Regions from separate parts of the Homo sapiens genome. Here region 2 is linked to region 1. A link is a loop called in an ENCODE intact Hi-C map of the cell type or tissue named here. Cell type or tissue: dorsolateral prefrontal cortex. All regions are shown on one strand.

Region 1 (8,000 bases):
ACTCTATTCGAATGAACATTTACAAGAAAATAAAAGAGAACACAATCTTTTGAACCCTATTTATACAGATGTTATGAAATACAGAGAAACTGTCGCTAGACTTCCAGTTTAATTTCTCACCTTAAGCCTTTTGATGCTTCCTTTTTTAGGAAAAAAGTCTCATTGTAAGTAGATATCAGGCAGGACTTGGAGCATTTTATATATAATATAATCCAAACAAAGGGTGTTTTTATCGGTCCCGTTTGTTTTCAAATGTTCTGACAGTCCTTTGCTGGGTGGTGGCTTGTTTTTGAGAAAAGGAAAGAGACGGGTGTTGGAGGGAGGTGGAGAGTGGGCAAAGAGGGAGCCTTTCTATGTATTGCTCTTCGCTCGAGAAGTTTGGGCGAGTGGTATGTGTGTGCGCGCGCGAGTGTGCGTGCTTGTGGTTGTAGGTCTCCGGTGTATGTGTACGTCTGGGAGTACAGTTTTTAAAGTGTTTGTGTCGGAGGATGGTTCGCTTTTGTTTCCGGACCACGCGTTCGATTCTTATCCGGGCGCGGAAGGCAGAGGGGAGCTCCTCGCACAGCGGGCGAACCGCAGCCCGGGAGCCCTGAGCGGCTCCACCTCGCGCCCAGCCCGGGCCCTGGGGGCGTCACTGAAGCCCCTGCCCTCCCGCCTCCCGCTCGCTCGCCCTCCGAACCTCTCGTTCGTTCTCGGTGTCTCTACTCGCTTGTGTGCTCGCGCCTCTCGCCCGGCCTCTAAGAGTCGTTGGGGCCAGACGCTGCTTCCTTGCCTCCCGCGGAGGCCGCCGCCGCCGCCGCCGCCGCTGCCGCCGCCGCCGCTGCCGCCGCCCGGGCGGCACTGACGCCGGAGTCATGCAGGATGAGGTCGGGGGATTCGGAACGGGGCGTCTCCAGGTTGCTGGCGTCCGTGTCACTGTCGCTGCCCTTTTTGCCCCCGCCGCCCCCGTTGTGCGTCTTAATGTGTTTGCTCAGGTGGTCGCTGCGCATGAAGCGCTTGTTGCACACCGGACAGGCGAAGCGCTTCTCGCCCGTGTGAGTCCGCAGATGCCGCTGCAGCTCGTCCGAGCGCGTGAAGCGCTTGCCGCAGAAGAGCCAGTTGCACACGAAGGGCCGCTCGCCCGTGTGCCAGCGCAGGTGCGCCTTCAGGTGCGACGTCTTCCCGTACACCTTGCCGCAGCCCGGAATGTGGCAGCTGTGCAGGCCCTTGCGCCGCAGGCTCGCCCCGGCCGGGCCCAGCCGCTCCGCCTCCTGGCAGTTGGGGCAGTCGCAGGTGGCGCGGCCCGAGTAGCGGCGGGCAGAGCGTGCCGAGCTCCCCCCGGCGGCGGCAGCCGCGGCGCCCGATATCATGGCGCTGGCGGCGGCGGCTGCCACGGCGGCGCTGGAGTCCGAATAGGAGGGCAACACCGGCTTGAAGCCGTCCTGGGCCAGCAGGTGCTGGCTGGTGGAGAGCAGGTGGGAGGCGGCGGCGGCGGAGGAGCCGAGGCCCGTGGAGCTGAAGGCGGAGTGCGTGAGCGAGCTGAAGTCGGGGTTGTAGGTGCCCAGCTGCGAGTGCAGCGAGGCCTGGGGGGCGCCCGAGTGCAGCGAGCTCTGGAGCCCCCCAGCGGGGTTCTGCACTTCCAGCCACGAGCCCGGGCTGCTGTGCACGTCCCACCACGACGACGCCGCGCCGTTGGTCACCTCGCCGGCCGCCAGCGTCGAATGGAAGCCCGACTTGTACCAGGACTCGTACGGGTGCGCCATGCCCACGCGCGGGTACAGCCCGTCGGCTGCCGTCGTGTGCACCTTGGAAATGAAGGCCGACTGGCCACCCGCCTCCTGCGGGGACACCCCGGCCGCTGCCGCCGCGGCAGCCGCCGAGTTGGAGAAGAGGCCGCCGTAGTCGCTGCTGAAGGCGGACGACGTGGGCGACGTGGAGGCCAGGCAGAAGGCGCTGTTGGCGGCGCCCGAGCCGCCCGCCAGGCCGCCCGAGCCACGGCCCCCGGTGGCCACCGCGAAGCCCGAGAGGCTGGAGCCGAGGTTGCAGCTGGACGAGGAGCGCTTCCAGGGGTGAAAGCCGCCTTTGGCGAAGGCGCTCGACTCTGGCAGCGTCGTCAGCGGGCTCGTGTTGCCGATCTTGTTGCAGGTCGCCGCCAGCATGGCCAACGGGGTCGTTCCGAAGCGCGGCTCTTCCTAGAGTGGGTGGGATGGGGGAGGGAGCAAGAAGGAGGAGGGCAAGAGGAAGTGGGGGAAGAAACAAAGTGCACCCGTGAGCAGCCTCGTCCCCTGCGGCTGCTCCCGGGGGGTCCTGGCTCCCCGCCTCGCGCCTCCTCCCCACGCGCCCGCGGAGGAGTCGCCGCACCGGGCGCGGAGCAGGGGCGATCACCCGGGCGAAGGTCCAGGCGCCGGAAAGTTGCACTTCGCTGAGGCTATAAATCAAAGATGCCTCCGTGTTCCCCGCTGCAACCCTGCCTACAACCGGACTTGGGTTGTCGCCGTAAACCGGCTCATCTCCCAGAAGACCCCAAGTCGCCCTTCGGGGTGAAGCGCGAAGGTAAACACAGAGACCAGAGACAACAAACACCGGGTGAGGGCGGAGGCGGCCGAAACAGCTGCCAGGGACGGGCGAAACTTGCAGCTCTCCCAGGGTGGCTACGACTTGACTTTTCTTTTTTAATAGAAAACGTTTGGTTTTAAAGTTTACATACACACAAAAACAGCGATTATGAAAACAATAATCCGAGGATAAGCGGCCAGAGACAGATTTCAAAGTCATGGGCGAATTGGGGAGCCGCGGAAATGTAAATGTTTATTAGCGTGACTAGATGGACTGCAAAACGATTAAGACTGTTTTCTGGAAACACCATTGTCGCATAATTGCAACAAAATCCCCAAAGCAATGCGGGGGATGGGGTATAAATCACGAGGGGAAGAAAAGAAACCTCTAGCTTTTTTTTGAAACCAAATGAAAAAGGACTTGATTAAGAAGGCCTTTTCTTGCAAAGGCATCTTTCTGGGTTCCAAAAACTTGGGGAAAAATCAGTCCCAGAAATGTGGAAAGTGCTAATAGAAGCTGAAGCTGCAGTCTAGCAGCAACAGTTTCTCCGGAGCCGCAGACCCCAGAAGCCATAACGAAAAATTACTCCGGTTAAAACAAGCAAATGCGTTGCCGCGCTTGCGACTTACCCCGAGTATAGACGTGGCCATAGCAGGTCTCTGGCTGCGCAGCGAGGCTGGGAGCGGGGCTGAGCCTGGCGGCTGCTCGGAAAAACTGCTTGGGTCCCGCGCGGCTCCCGCGTCCCCGCGCTCGTGCCGAGCGGACTCCAGGCTCCCGCCGGCTAAACTCAGCCTAAGTGCGAGGAGCACCCGCTTTGAAGTGCCGCTGGCTGCGCCTCTCGCCCAATGAGGGCGCAGGCAGAGCAGACCGGAGCTGCCCCGCAGCCAATCAGACGCTCCGAGGGGCCCGAGCCCGGGCTCCCGGCGCGTGCCAGTCAAGTCAGCTAGCTAGGGCCGCGGGGGTGGGGGGGAGTAGTGGGGGATACTTGCGGGGGGGGGGCGAGGGCGGGCTGGGGACTGAAGAAATTACAGTGCAATTAAAAATTTACACTCACGCACCAAGCCAGGTTTAAGTACCAATGAAACCGAGCCACAAGCACCCCCCCACACACAAACCACCCCGAGATGTTGCAAGTTAGGGCTGACAGTCCTACTCGACTCCCCACTTGTAGGAAAGGAGGCAGGAGGGGAGGAGACACCCAGACACAGCCCGCACCAGCAGGGCCCAAGTGGAGACGGAAATGTGAGCCCTCACTTTGTGTGTCCAGGCTTTTGCCTACAGAACACAACTTCAGCTTGTATCTATCATTCTTGCTTGTGATTTTTATCATTTTCGTGTGTCTTCTACCCAATTCCTTATTCCACTAGATTCAATTTCACTCTCACAGTTATACTGGGGAGGGGGCGCGAAGGGACAGCTCCTCCGAGAGGAGCGAAATAGGCCTCTCTGTACAGATCTACATCCACAGATTTGTTGGGAGGGCCTGGAGCCTGCTGCATCCCGCCATTTCCCCCCAGCGGTGTAAGTGACTTCCTAATTGTCGCTCTGGCCTCTGACCCGGGGGGTAATACAAGTGCCACTCACGCTAGAGGCTTCTGGTGGTAATTGAGGGCACCCTTTGTACGGTTTCGCCAGCGCTTAGATACCAGGTTAACCCAGTTGTCAAATATGACTAAACAGTGGGATGTGCTGATTATCTGCCGGGTTTTGCTGTGGGCTGGCATGGGGGTGGGAGGCATCAGCCCATACAACACGCTGCACGAAGCCGCTTATTTTCTCACTGTAACAACTTTGGAAACAGAGACCGGCGCGAGCGGCGTCCGCCCCCACCTCCACCTCCGCTGAAGCTGCAGCTTGCTCGGCTGTTTGTTTAACCCGGTGAAGATTTGCATGTCGCGTTTCATCCTGGAGTGGAGTTTTCTTGTCCCAGCTCCAACCCACTCCCATTCCAGACCACCAGGGCCTAGAGGCTCGTCCGTAGGGCAAGTGCGCTGTTTTAAGAGGTAGGCTCCCCATTAGTGCCCTGCTTTCACGGACGCGCCCGAGAAATCTCTCCAGGACTTTCACCCGGGAGGGCGGAGGACCAGGCCACACGTGGGCGCTTCCACATTTTGCAGGCTGGAAGCATCCTGAAGTCCTCCCTGGACCTTGTCAGTGTGAAAAGAGGCGTCCTCAAGCAGACCAGGGTGCGTCTTCGAGTCCCCCAGCAACCGCTGACCTGCTTGTTTTTCTCTTTCTGGGCCCCGCTTTCTCTTTCTTCTCCAGGGTAGCCAGAAGCTGTTTTTGAACCAGAAATACCAGCGCCCTCGGGCAGACCTGGGCACTGGTTTTAATATAGCACACTCCCCACTAAACCCACACCCTGCTTCTTAGGAAAAAAAAAAAATTAAACTACCAACCCCAAACCCTCGGGTGCAAACGACGAGTTGTCGCGGAGCCGGTGCAAGTGACAAGGATGTGGAACTGTGCCTCCCGTGTTTTCTCTCCTCTTTTGCAAGATCTCTTGACCCAAAAGTACGACCAGAGTGGCGCTGCTCTCGGCCCTGTGATGGAGCCTGGGTGCGTCTTGGCGCACTCCGTGGGTGGGGAGGGCTATGTGGGTCGCTTTCTTGGATTCATCTTAAAATACTTTGGCTCAGAATGGGTTTTTTTTATTTTATTTTTTTCTCTTTTTTGTTTAAGGTGGCGAAAGCACCAAGGAAATTATGACAGAGAAAGAGAAGGAACAGAGGAGAAGAGAAAGAGAAGGAACAGAGGAGAAGAGAACGAGAAGGCTCGTGTGGCTGTCAATGAAGTGCTGTGCCCTGGGAGACTGTAGTGGAAATGGGGGTGGGGAGGTGTGAAAAGTCCCTGAGGGACGCTGGGTGGAGGGCTGAGGAGAAATCAGGCCGCCTAGAAGAGCCGGAAAGCCCAGCAGGGGGACCCGGGGGCCGTTCCCAACAGGTGACTTCTGCCCTGGAAGAAGACACTGGTTCTCGGCTTCCCATAGAGTCTCCGCGTAGATTTACTAATAGAGGGATTGTTAAGTGGCAGCGAGGCGTTTCCTACTCACCCTGTGCAGCCGAGGAGGAGAAACGCAGAGGTTTCCCCAGTCCACCTCCTCCCCCACCCCCAACACACCCTCTCCTTAAGGAAACCTGACAAAGTAATAAATAAGACAATCCGAAAAGCCACTTAGCACTAGTGACATTTTCAAGCCAACCATTTAAAACAGTTCTCGCAGACACCTCGGGCTCCGGCGCCCTGCTCGCCTTCCTCTTCTCCTCCTCCCCTCGGATCCCCTCCCCTCCCCCTCCCGCCGTTTTCCCCGTAGTTCCAGCTGTCAGACTCTAGACGTGGGCACTCGCATATTCCTTTAGATACACGCGTCTGCATCACAATAAAAGTTAGGGAAATCTTCCAAACGAACGCAGGCAAACACCCGGGCCACTTCAACTCTAAGGTGGGGCCCCAAGGAAATCTTTCGGAGGAAGTCCAGATTTTTTTCGTCTGACAGATTTTTTTCATCCTCTAAAAAAATCTAGTTTTTAAACAAAGATCAATGTGTTATGCTAAAGTGTTGAGCTGACTGTTAAAACATTTGGGGAAATAATGACAATGTAACAAAGGCCTGGTTTGGAGTGAATCATCACCCTTTTAAAAGTTAAAGCAATTTTCAGGAGAATAGCTTTCAGCAAACGCTTTACATTATTCAAAACGGCCAAATAATGCTCTATTATAGCGCCTGAATGCTGCCAGTCAGCCCCTAAGTGCAATTTGTGCAAAGGCCCCGGTGCCTTATCTCCACTTCTTTATAAAGAGGTGAATATAAAACAATTTCTTCCAAACCCAGACAGAGAGCACGAAAATTGCTTCCCTTTCTGCAATCAGGGCAATTTAACTGGAGTGCAATTAGCACTATTAAATGTCGATTCTGCATAAACAAATCTGACTGAGCAGCGAAAGTGGGGTGAGAACCTCATATACACTGAAACTGATTTTTTAAAATTATGTATCCGGGTCCTTTACAATTGATCCGTGACGTTTTCATCTTGGAATATATTTACATCATAAATACACTATGGTTAAACCAACATAATTTTTTTGCAAAAAAATTCAATACGATTCCTAATAAAGAAGAATAGGGTAATTAAAGGGAAGAGTTCACTTCCTTTGAACAAATATTGTTTCTCCCATCTTGCCTCTCCCGGGAGCTTTGATCTGAGCAACTGCTCAAGTTGCTCTGTTTAGCAGGCAAAGCCAGGGAAACAATTCGGTCATTAGCGCTAATCGGAAGGATTGGACCTCCTTCACAGGTCCAATAGCCACAGATAAAATGCTTCTTCCTGATGTGCAGGAAGCGTAGTGGCGACTGGGAGGACCAGTTATTTTCTGAATAACTGGATATGTAGTAGCTGGTTAAATATTAGGTGGCTGCCCAGTCTCCCCGGAGCTTTGACCTAGCACAGAGTCTAGCAGCGGGTATACACCACTGGGGTGGGGTGAGGTTGGGGTGGGGTGAGGTGGAGTTAGGGGGACTCCGGAATAAGGTTGAAGGGGAGGCGTTAGGGGAGGAGGAACGGAAGGTGCTCGCCTTGGCCAGGCTGGCTGCAGTCAAAGTCTGGACCACCGGGACCAGGAGGCGGGGGTGGGGGTGAAGGGAGCCCAGCCTATAAAAAGCATTTATCTGACCTGTCCTCCCAACTGCCTTTATTTATTTGCAAAGCCACAGCGCTCCTTTTTAAATCATTTGTGCAATTAATTATGCTTTTCATTTGCATGATCTTCACTAGAGCAGTGATTATCAGGTCAGCACGGTGTGGGAGTTGCGGAGATACATTAATAACTTGAGTTAAAAAAAGAAAAAGCTGCCCTTGTGTACCAATGTTGCCTGCCATGAACAAGGGAGAAGGAAGCCCAGGAAGGTCCATAGTGCCTGTTGAGTCGGGTGAATCCTTTCCACGGTTGGTGTCTTGTCAGTGGTGGGTGAAAATGAAATACAGCCTTTGATTAGCAGGGAATCTTTTATAGTTGACACATATTTATATTTTTTAAAGCACCAGTTGTTGAGATCAAATGGATGGAGAAAATTAATTGAAAATTGAGGAACTCTCCCACAGTTTCTGTTAAGCTTTCCTTTAATATTTGTTCTATAATGTCCTAATTCCAGCCCAACCCTTGCAAATGAAAGAGCAAGGAAGATTCAATAGGCCAATGGGACTTTCATCTTTTTTTTCTTTTTTTTTTTTTTTTGTATCTCAGAGGCGTCACTGCTATTTAGCAGTGGTAGAAGATGCAAATCTTTCTTGCCTCTGTAGGGTCTGCTGAAGAAATTGAAAACCCCTAGTCTATTAAGCACAGTCCAAACGTTTGTTACACAACTAATTTTCTGCTGTTAGATGTATCTGGGCCATATATTTTAAGCTGGCCTCTATGTGTTTATCTGAGCCAAAAATGCATTAACAATTAAGGGAAAGACTGGTGTG
Region 2 (8,000 bases), 1.8 Mb before region 1:
CTGTCAACTGCAGAGAACTGAGAGGGGCAAATTAAGAGGGCGCTTGTTCCAAGCAAATTCGGATTTTGTGATAGGAGCAGCCCAGAGAAACGGTCTGACTTCAAGGGGTTAGGTGGGCTCAGGGCAGTGCTGGTGGGGCTAGGTCCAGCTCTGGAACCAAGCTGCCAGGGTGTTAGGGATTACAGCCCTGTCCCTCATCATCCCTTTCTGTTGCTCCTCAGCCTCAGAGCTCCAGCCCACCATCCCTCAATCTCAGCAACTAATGGGGCACCAATGAGAGTCCTGCTGTGACTTTGGGGCTCTGCCTTAGGAACAATATTAGATCCAATGAGCCCAGGGTTCTGGGGGTGGATATGGGATCCTTCAGAGCCCATTTGGTTCTGTGGCATGCACTCCCCAAGCCAGCCCATCTCCAAGAAAATCACTCCCCTAAGCCTGTGATTGGTGAAAGCTTGTCACCCAGCACCACTGTTCCCCGACCAAAGATGCCCTGAGTAAGATGAGGAAGAGAGCCAGGAAGGCCCTCCTTGGCCTGGCCTGGCATTTCAGGGTAGGCTGCTGGTGTTAGGAGTGTTGACATGCAAAACGCAGTAACCATAAAAGGCTCAAATAAAGGGGAAAGTTATGAGAGGGGTGTTGGAAAGGAAAAGCAAGAGAATTCGTTTCATCGTTTTGAAGTTCTAGACATGTTCATGATCAAATTTGAGATGGGAGGGGCCTGAATTTACAGGAAATCATAGGGAATAGAAGTTTGCTGATGAGAAAATTTTTTTCACTATTTGGGAAAAGAAGGCAAAAGTCAGCAATGAAAGTTCAACCAGCATTTTAAAAAGGCCAACTGTGGCGAGGCGACAGGATTGCTAACTTTTAAAGAGGGTTTGGCTGGGTCTTTATGAAACAATTTTGGTACCAAACCACCAACCATGGGCCACCATGAAATGCTTTTATTTTCCCTTTGTCTCATTTTTTCTTCCTCAGACAGAGAAAACATGAAGATAGTTTTAACTTTTTATGACTCCAAAAAACAAATTCGTTGAAATATTTCTAAGATATAAGTAGAACCAACAAACTTTCAGTCTCTTAAAATTAAATATCCCTGTGGTTTTGTGCCTTGGGCTTCTGCTTCATTTTCTCACTGATAAGTACATTTTAATGATCAATTATGTGTTTAACAATAAAGTAAAATGAAAATGGGAAGAATGTGTCAAGTTTTGTTGATTTCAAGCAGCCCATCACTTCTGGCTGAATTTTCCATTCAGCAAATTAAGTTGTGCAGGAGTGGGAGAAAAATCTGAATTACTACTCAGGTTGAAAGGGATTTCTCAATGGTGGCTCTGCTTCCAAAAGCCCTGTGGGACCCTCTCAGAGCAGGGCAAAAGTTTTCTCTGTCCATCCTAATGGTTGTTCAGAAGCCAGGAAGATTTTGAATTAGGAGCTTTGCCCCTTGATATCCTGCTGCTGAACCTGCTTCCAGCATAGCCTTTGGGGTCCCAGCCCTGTGGGAGGGCTTTGCCCTGAGGAAAGGGGGTCTGACTTTGTCCACTTGGGCTCCAAAGCCCAGCACCTCTGGACAAATTCTACTGGCTCCTAGGGCTGTGGTTGAGTACAAGGCAAAGTCAGGGCTGCTTTGTTTATGAACTAATGAGACACATAGTTTACAAGCCAGGGATGCCAGGTAGAGGAGGAATTTTGAGGCTGAATTTGCAGAAACATTTCATTCAGGTTTAAACTTACTGGGAATCAGTTTCTTTAGGTGGCCAGGAACACAGACCAAGCCTTGTGTTTGTGTGTGGGTGCATTATGCAGGGGTTTTTAACAACAGAAATAGGCTTTGTTAAGTGAGAATCCTTGGAGACTACACATGTCTCCAAACGTGTGTCTTCTTCAGTGAAACCAGTTTTGCCGCTGTTCCTGATTTTGGTGAAAAACTCAGGATGACCCTATGGTGCCCAAAGTCCCACTGTATTCTCCCATCACTTGCTCCTCTTCCTCCTTTTCTTCCAGAGGCATCCTTTTTAAGCATCAGTGCTGTTCTGGAAGTCATATTCTCTCCTTTCAACCTAGTAGATGATCTTTCAAATTTTGCTCTTGTCCTGGTTTGGGGGAATGGGCAGATACAGGCTGTGATTTAGATTTATTGAAGTTGCTCTGCTTGCCAAGACAGCAATGAGCTCAATTAACCACATAATCAGTGGCCATTAAGGCCAGGATCACAGGATTCTATCAGAGTGGGGTCCTGGGGACTCCTTTGAAAGCACTTGTCTTGATGGCCAAGATCAGGAAGTGCAGGACACCCTCCTAATTAACTTGTAAGAAGCCAAATATTTGGTGTAGAAATAGAGTCTTAATTCCAAAGTAAAATCTTAAGTCTAGCAGAAGTGGCTGGACAGTGTTCTTAACCAAATCTGTGTTCTGCCAACTTTGGAGCTAATTTTCCCTCTCCAGGCAACACCCAGTTTTACTCAGCCTGGAGATATCAAAAGAAACAACAACAACAACAACAACAACAAACCAAACCTATTGTGAAAAAAGGGGACCCTAGCAACAGCTAGACAGTGGAAGCCACATTTGAGTACTTTCTACCTTTGAGACATATTCCGTTTGGGTTTCACAACACGATTAGGCTTTATCAAATGAAAATCGTTTGCAGCAACAACAGTTCCAAACCCCCTCCAAATCAGAAACATTATTTGGTGGAACCAGGTTTGCCTCATGCAGGACAGCGGGCCCTTCTTTGGGATGGAGAGAACTTCTCCAGCCTTGGAAAAAATTAAACACAGTGAGGATTCTTTCCTTTGAAGAGAAGCACTAATCTCACTGTGAAAGGGACGCAGGAGGGTGGGGCAGGAGCCAGAGGCCCAGAGTAACTTGTTGCCTTTTTTTGGAAAATAAAAGCTGGGACCCTAATTTGCTGAAGTTTTATCCGACATTTCAAGGTGAGGGGTTGTCCTTGGAATACACTTCCCTAGCAAAACTACTGGGAAGTCCAGTAAATTCTCACTCTGTCGGTAGCTTGAGATAAAAGAAAATGTCTGTCTACCTACCTATCTCCATTCCGCAGAGTCCATTGTCTCTATGGGGAATCCACATTGTCCTTACCGGCAGGGCAAAGGGATGAAGGTGAGGAAAGTGCCCAAGCACGAAGGGGGGAGCCGAAAGGGAGGCGGAGGGGCAGTGTTCGGCTCCACTTCCCGGCCCGGCGGCGCGCAGTTCCCCACGCCTGGCGCTAGATGTCCCTGCAAGTTTTCCCGTGGCGTCTGAGGGCACAGGAACTCGAGGCAGGCGATGGGTCTGCGTAGACCGAGCCCAGGAAGAAAGTATCCCCCAACTCCCGCACCACGACCTTCCTCCGTGGGGCGCGGGATTGCGACGGGAGTGGGAGGAGGAAAGACAGAAGCAACCGGAGAGACCCGGAAGGGACAGAGAGCTAGAAGCTGGCCTGCCGAGGGCTCGAAATCTGAGTCTTCCCTTATGCAGCGAAACCTGCACCCGTGGAAACCGCACTTCGCCTGAAGACAGGGAGCCCGAGGCTCGAAGCCCAGGCTTTCGCGGTCCTACTGTCCCACTGCACCCTGCAGCCCCAGCTCTCGAGCAAGCATGCGTCCCAAGGCGGGACCGCAAGTTGTCGGCCCCAATTGCCCGCAGCCCCCCGCGTAAGAGGAGAGCCAGGCTCCGGCAGCGGCAGACGCGGGGCTTCGCTGCAGCTACGGCTTTACCGGCGCCCCTCCCCTCGGGCAGCCCGGACAGATTTTTATTACCTGCAGTCATAGGCCAAAAGTGTTTACCACTTCACCTCAGAGGACCCGCTGCTGCTCAAGAAACAAATATTTAGTCTGGAAACCTAACCAAAAAATTAGGCCTCTTCAAAGTCATTACTCCTTTAGAACAAAAAGGGCTTTTCAGTCCATGCGAAGGAAGTCCTTCCTGTACTCCCCACCCCATCTTAAAAATTTCTGCCAAAGCATGCGGGCTTGGGTTGGATTCTTGACTTGTTTTATCTAGTGGGTTCTGTACCTTGGTAGTGGGTAAGAGGCCTTGACGGTCACAGAGGCTGCATCAAACCACCCGGAACATTTGACAGGCCTGTTCCCAGCCTTGGCCTTCACATTCTGGGAGACGTGCAAGTTTGGGTATTTCATCAAAAAGCATCAACAGGGAGGGGCGCAGTGGCTCACGCCTATAATCCCAGCACTTTGGAAGGTCGAGACAGGCGGATCACCTGAGGTAGGAGTTCGAGACCAGCCCGGCCAACTTGGTGAAATCCTGTCTCTACTAAAACTACAAAAATTAGCCGGGCGTGGTGGCGTATGCCTGTAATCCCAGCTGCTCAGGAGGCTGAGGCAGGAAAATCGCTTGAACCCGGGAGGCGGAGGTTGCGGTGAGCTGAGATCTTGCCATTGCACTCCAGCCTGGGCAACGGTGTGAGACTCTGTCTCAAAAACAAACAGACAAACAAACAAACAAAACAAACAAAAACCACCACCAACAACAACTACAACAAAATACACACACAAATCAACAGAACTGCACTCTTCTTACTACCCTCTATATAGGTTCAATGTTTTTGAGGTAGGCCTGTATTTACATAAGGCATATGCAAAATGAGAGAATTAACCTAAAAAATGCTGCCCAAGGCTTTAAACAACACTTTTGACTTTATCATCGGAGATAAGTTTAAATCACAAGTCCCTGAACCCCTCTGGCTCATAATCTCTGGAAAAGGGATAATAGTTTAAATCTCACAGAGTTACTGTGAACCTTAGCTGAGATAACATGTAAAAAGCACTTGGAATTGCAAAGTAAGAGTTTTGTATAAGTTAGCCAATATTACTACTAGTGGGCGTGGAATCTCTAAATAAATTAAGGGACATTAAATATTGGAATGGAATGGTCACTGTACCTCATGAAACATTATTGCCTGCTACACCCAGTTTAGTGGAAACATTATAGGTGTCTTTTACTGTGAGTAGTTTCGCTGACATGTCTCTGACATGTTTTTTGTAATAAACGTGCTAGAAATGCACTATCAGTGTCATTTAAAAGGTGCAAAAATAGTTTTCAAAGCCACTAATGAATGAAGGTGCTGCTGAGAAATAGTGTTTTCCCTTTCGACAGACTGAGGTCCGGTTTGGCGCAGCCTTTGGGACCAGAGGCGTCGGGTCCCAGAGGAAGGGAAGATGTGGGAGAGCCTCGGGCTGAGTGATAGAGGAAGGGGTCGTCAGTCCTCACCTTAGTCCCCAGTGACTGCGTCTCCGACTTGAAAACCAACTCACAGCAGCCGAAACCGCGAGGAAAACAGATGGGGGCGCCAAACGACAGCAATAAAGGCATCCACGGATTTCCACCCAAGCAGTGCCTCGGTTCACCCACACTCCCGCCAGGGTCTCGCACCACTTCCCACCCCCACCACCCCAGCACGACCCGAGCCTGAACCAAGGTGTCCCATTCAGTCCCTGGAGCAAGCGAGGACTGGGTAGGGGGACCCTTCCTGGGTCACAGGAGCAGCGACTGCCAGGCATGGCAGAATTGGGCATCCGGGCTGCGGAGCAGGGAGGGAGCAGGTGGGGGCGTTGGCAGGGCTGGACTCCCACCGCGCTGATGGCCCCAAAGCCGGCGCAATGAGAACTCAGGGAGCTCGGAGCTGGGTGGCCAATGGGGCAGGGGCAGAGGTGGACGCTGGGTCAAGTCCCAGTCCCGGTGCGCTGGATGCCCACTCTGCGTTCCCCGCCGGTTCCCCGTTCCCCCAGGCACCGCCTGCCTATCGAGCTTTCCGTTTATTACCTTAAAGATGTGGAATTGATTTTCTAAGCAAAGCTCGCGTTGTTGAAATAAGTTGGCGCCGAGGGGAACAGAAGATAAACTTTTGGCATTGACTATATGTGTGTATATATGTATATAAATATACTTCACACCTCGCTTCCCCTTACATTCCTGATGCGCCCCCAACGGGTCTAAGGTTAAAAGGAAAGCGCCAAGAGCTATAGGCGAATAGATCTCGAGCTTGCCCCCTAACACACCCCAATGTTCTGGGTGTGTCGGCAGAAAGAAGAGGGGGCCCTGGTTGGGGTTCGGATTGAGGCTAAATGTGGGGATGCAGGACCCGCGCCCAGCGCCCAGATTGTCAGGGTCTCTCAGCCGCTTCAGAAGCTCACGGGCGGACCTCCGCGTCCCATCCCCGTCCTCCCTCGCCTCCGCCTGTGTCCGCGAATCTCTCTCCGGCTGGGCCGTTGGCGGGTGGGCACAGTGCTTGGAGGGTCAGGGAAGGGTGGGCGCAACCGCGGGAGATGAGGAGCGGCCTGGAGTGAAGATTGATCTTCGTTAAAATGGTTGCCACCGGCGTCATTATGACTATCAAAGTTGTCGCCAAGAGGCTCAGCCTCCAAGCCCAGGCCGCAGAGAGCTGCTGTAAGGCTGTTCGGCGACTCTCTGCGCCCGGACCCAACGCTGGGAATACCTGTGGCCGCAGGTAAGGGGCTGGGGTTGATGAGGGGAGGAAAGAGAGAAGGAAGAAAAGCAAAGGGGAAGGGAGGGCAGCGGGGAGGTAGGGGAAGAAGGCTGTCTCCTCTTTCCTCTTTTGACCTCGAAATCCAGCGCCTTTGCCGCAAATAATTCTATTTGAGGAGGGAGGGGAAAATCTGGCAACGTGAGCGTGGATTCGGAGCGCCCGTATGGCGCTGTAAATCTCCACTGTGTTTAAAGTTAGCTGTCGAATTCTGCTATCAAATCGTCCAGCCTAGTTCGTTTCCCCTCAGGAAAATGCGTAGGCGAGAAGGCTTTCTATCAGCAGGATTATAAAAGTAAAAAACCGGGGACTTCGAGTTCAGATCTCACTCTGCAGACGGTGTTAGAAAATCAGAGAGGACCTAATGATTTCCGTTTGGAGGCGCGGGCCCAATGCACCTCCGCGGCCACGTAGCAAGAAAGCGCTTTCAAAACTCTAGGATATTTCTATTTCTCTCTCTCTCTCTCTCTCTCTTTCTCTCACTCCGTCTCCCTCTCCCTTTCTCCCTCTCTCCCTCTCTCCCTCTCTTCCGCTCTCTCTCTCTCCCGGGGTGGGAGGAGAGCATTTAGGCTGAGGTGAAGAAATAGGGAGGGAAAGAACTCCGGCGTCCTATTTGTTAAATAAAATACATATTTGGTTCCGAAATCCGAAAGATAAGTAATCCAGATAGGAGAGGCGCAAGGTCTTCTCCTTACGCAACTCTTCCTGCATCCTCCCCCTTATCTCCCCCCACTTATGCCCCCAGCTTGTAAATGGTAAAAAAAAAAAAAAAAAAAAAAAAAAAAACCAAACCTTCCCGAGGACCTACTCTGGAAAGTCAAACCATTATCTATTATTTAATACGTATCTGTGTCCAAGGAAAAATGAAGAAGGCGCTGCATGATTAGGACCTAAGGGGCAACCTAGCAAACTGAGAGCGTAATGATGCCCCTAAATGAAGGGGGAAATGTGCCGCGGCGCGCTCTATTAATCAGACTGTCAATTTCACCCCCGAGGCCAAACCCCCGGGCGAGCAGAACTGGCTCGGAGCGGGCAAAGGACCGGAGCCTTCCTCCTCACTTGTCTCTTCTCGCCTCCTACCTGGATCTATTTGTCTGCTCTGAAGCTGCCTTCATTACCCACTGACAGGAGGGTGTATTTATTTGCTTATAAACCTGTTACAATAAATGATTATTCGAACAGCGTCATTCGTACCTTAATGACGAGCGGGCGCTACTTTTTGATGAATGACATCTCGGGATCGGAAGGATGTATGGGTCATTTTGACCAGTCATTCCCTCGCTCTGGCATCCCACAATTTTTCCGCCTCCCTCCGAAAGCGATAATAATATTTAGAGGCGTTCGCTGGGGCTGAATGAGAATTAGCCCTAGGCGCAGCCTATCATTAGGACGGGACAGCAGGGCCACTGTGACATTTTTAAGAAAGCTGAGATGATGGAAAGAATAAGAAAAGAGATGATTCTGATGGAGAGAGGGCTGCACAGCCCTACGGCGGGCA

The links. Hi-C counts contacts between places; a loop is a spot of excess contacts. Peaks named below come from ENCODE experiments on the same cell type or tissue, not always from the same donor. Only the 100,000 strongest peaks of a DNase experiment are listed, where the experiment ranks them.
Region 2: a loop joins it to region 1, with 4 times the contacts of the local background. A loop is called at or near these places in 17 of 110 quality-filtered maps.

The regions. Positions count from the first base shown.
Region 1 is chr2:174,330,278-174,338,277 of GRCh38, reverse strand. It overlaps SP9 (Sp9 transcription factor), which reads right to left and starts at 3,324. Exons shown (of 2, transcript NM_001145250.2): 1 at 3,165-3,324; 2 at 1-2,171. The coding sequence starts at 3,185. The coding sequence ends at 738. LINC01305 (long intergenic non-protein coding RNA 1305) reads right to left here. Exons shown (of 3, transcript NR_038897.1): 3 at 7,635-8,000. LOC102724194 (a long non-coding RNA gene) reads left to right here and starts at 3,302. Exons shown (of 3, transcript XR_427194.5): 1 at 3,302-4,538; 2 at 4,653-4,721; 3 at 5,218-5,284. RefSeq lists a silencer at 1,183-1,392 and an enhancer at 5,892-6,963. In dorsolateral prefrontal cortex, no CTCF peak of the experiment used is centred here; no DNase peak of the experiment used is centred here; H3K4me3 peaks cover 4,511 bases; H3K27me3 peaks cover 8,000 bases.
Region 2 is chr2:176,083,710-176,091,709 of GRCh38, reverse strand. It overlaps EVX2 (even-skipped homeobox 2), which reads left to right and starts at 7,748. Exons shown (of 3, transcript NM_001080458.2): 1 at 7,748-8,000. The coding sequence starts at 7,934. It also overlaps a transcript of HOXD13 not described here. RefSeq lists an enhancer at 5,099-5,923. In dorsolateral prefrontal cortex, CTCF peaks have their summits at 3,047, 3,246 and 5,311; DNase peaks (open chromatin) are centred at 3,229 and 5,299; H3K4me3 peaks cover 1,302 bases; H3K27me3 peaks cover 8,000 bases.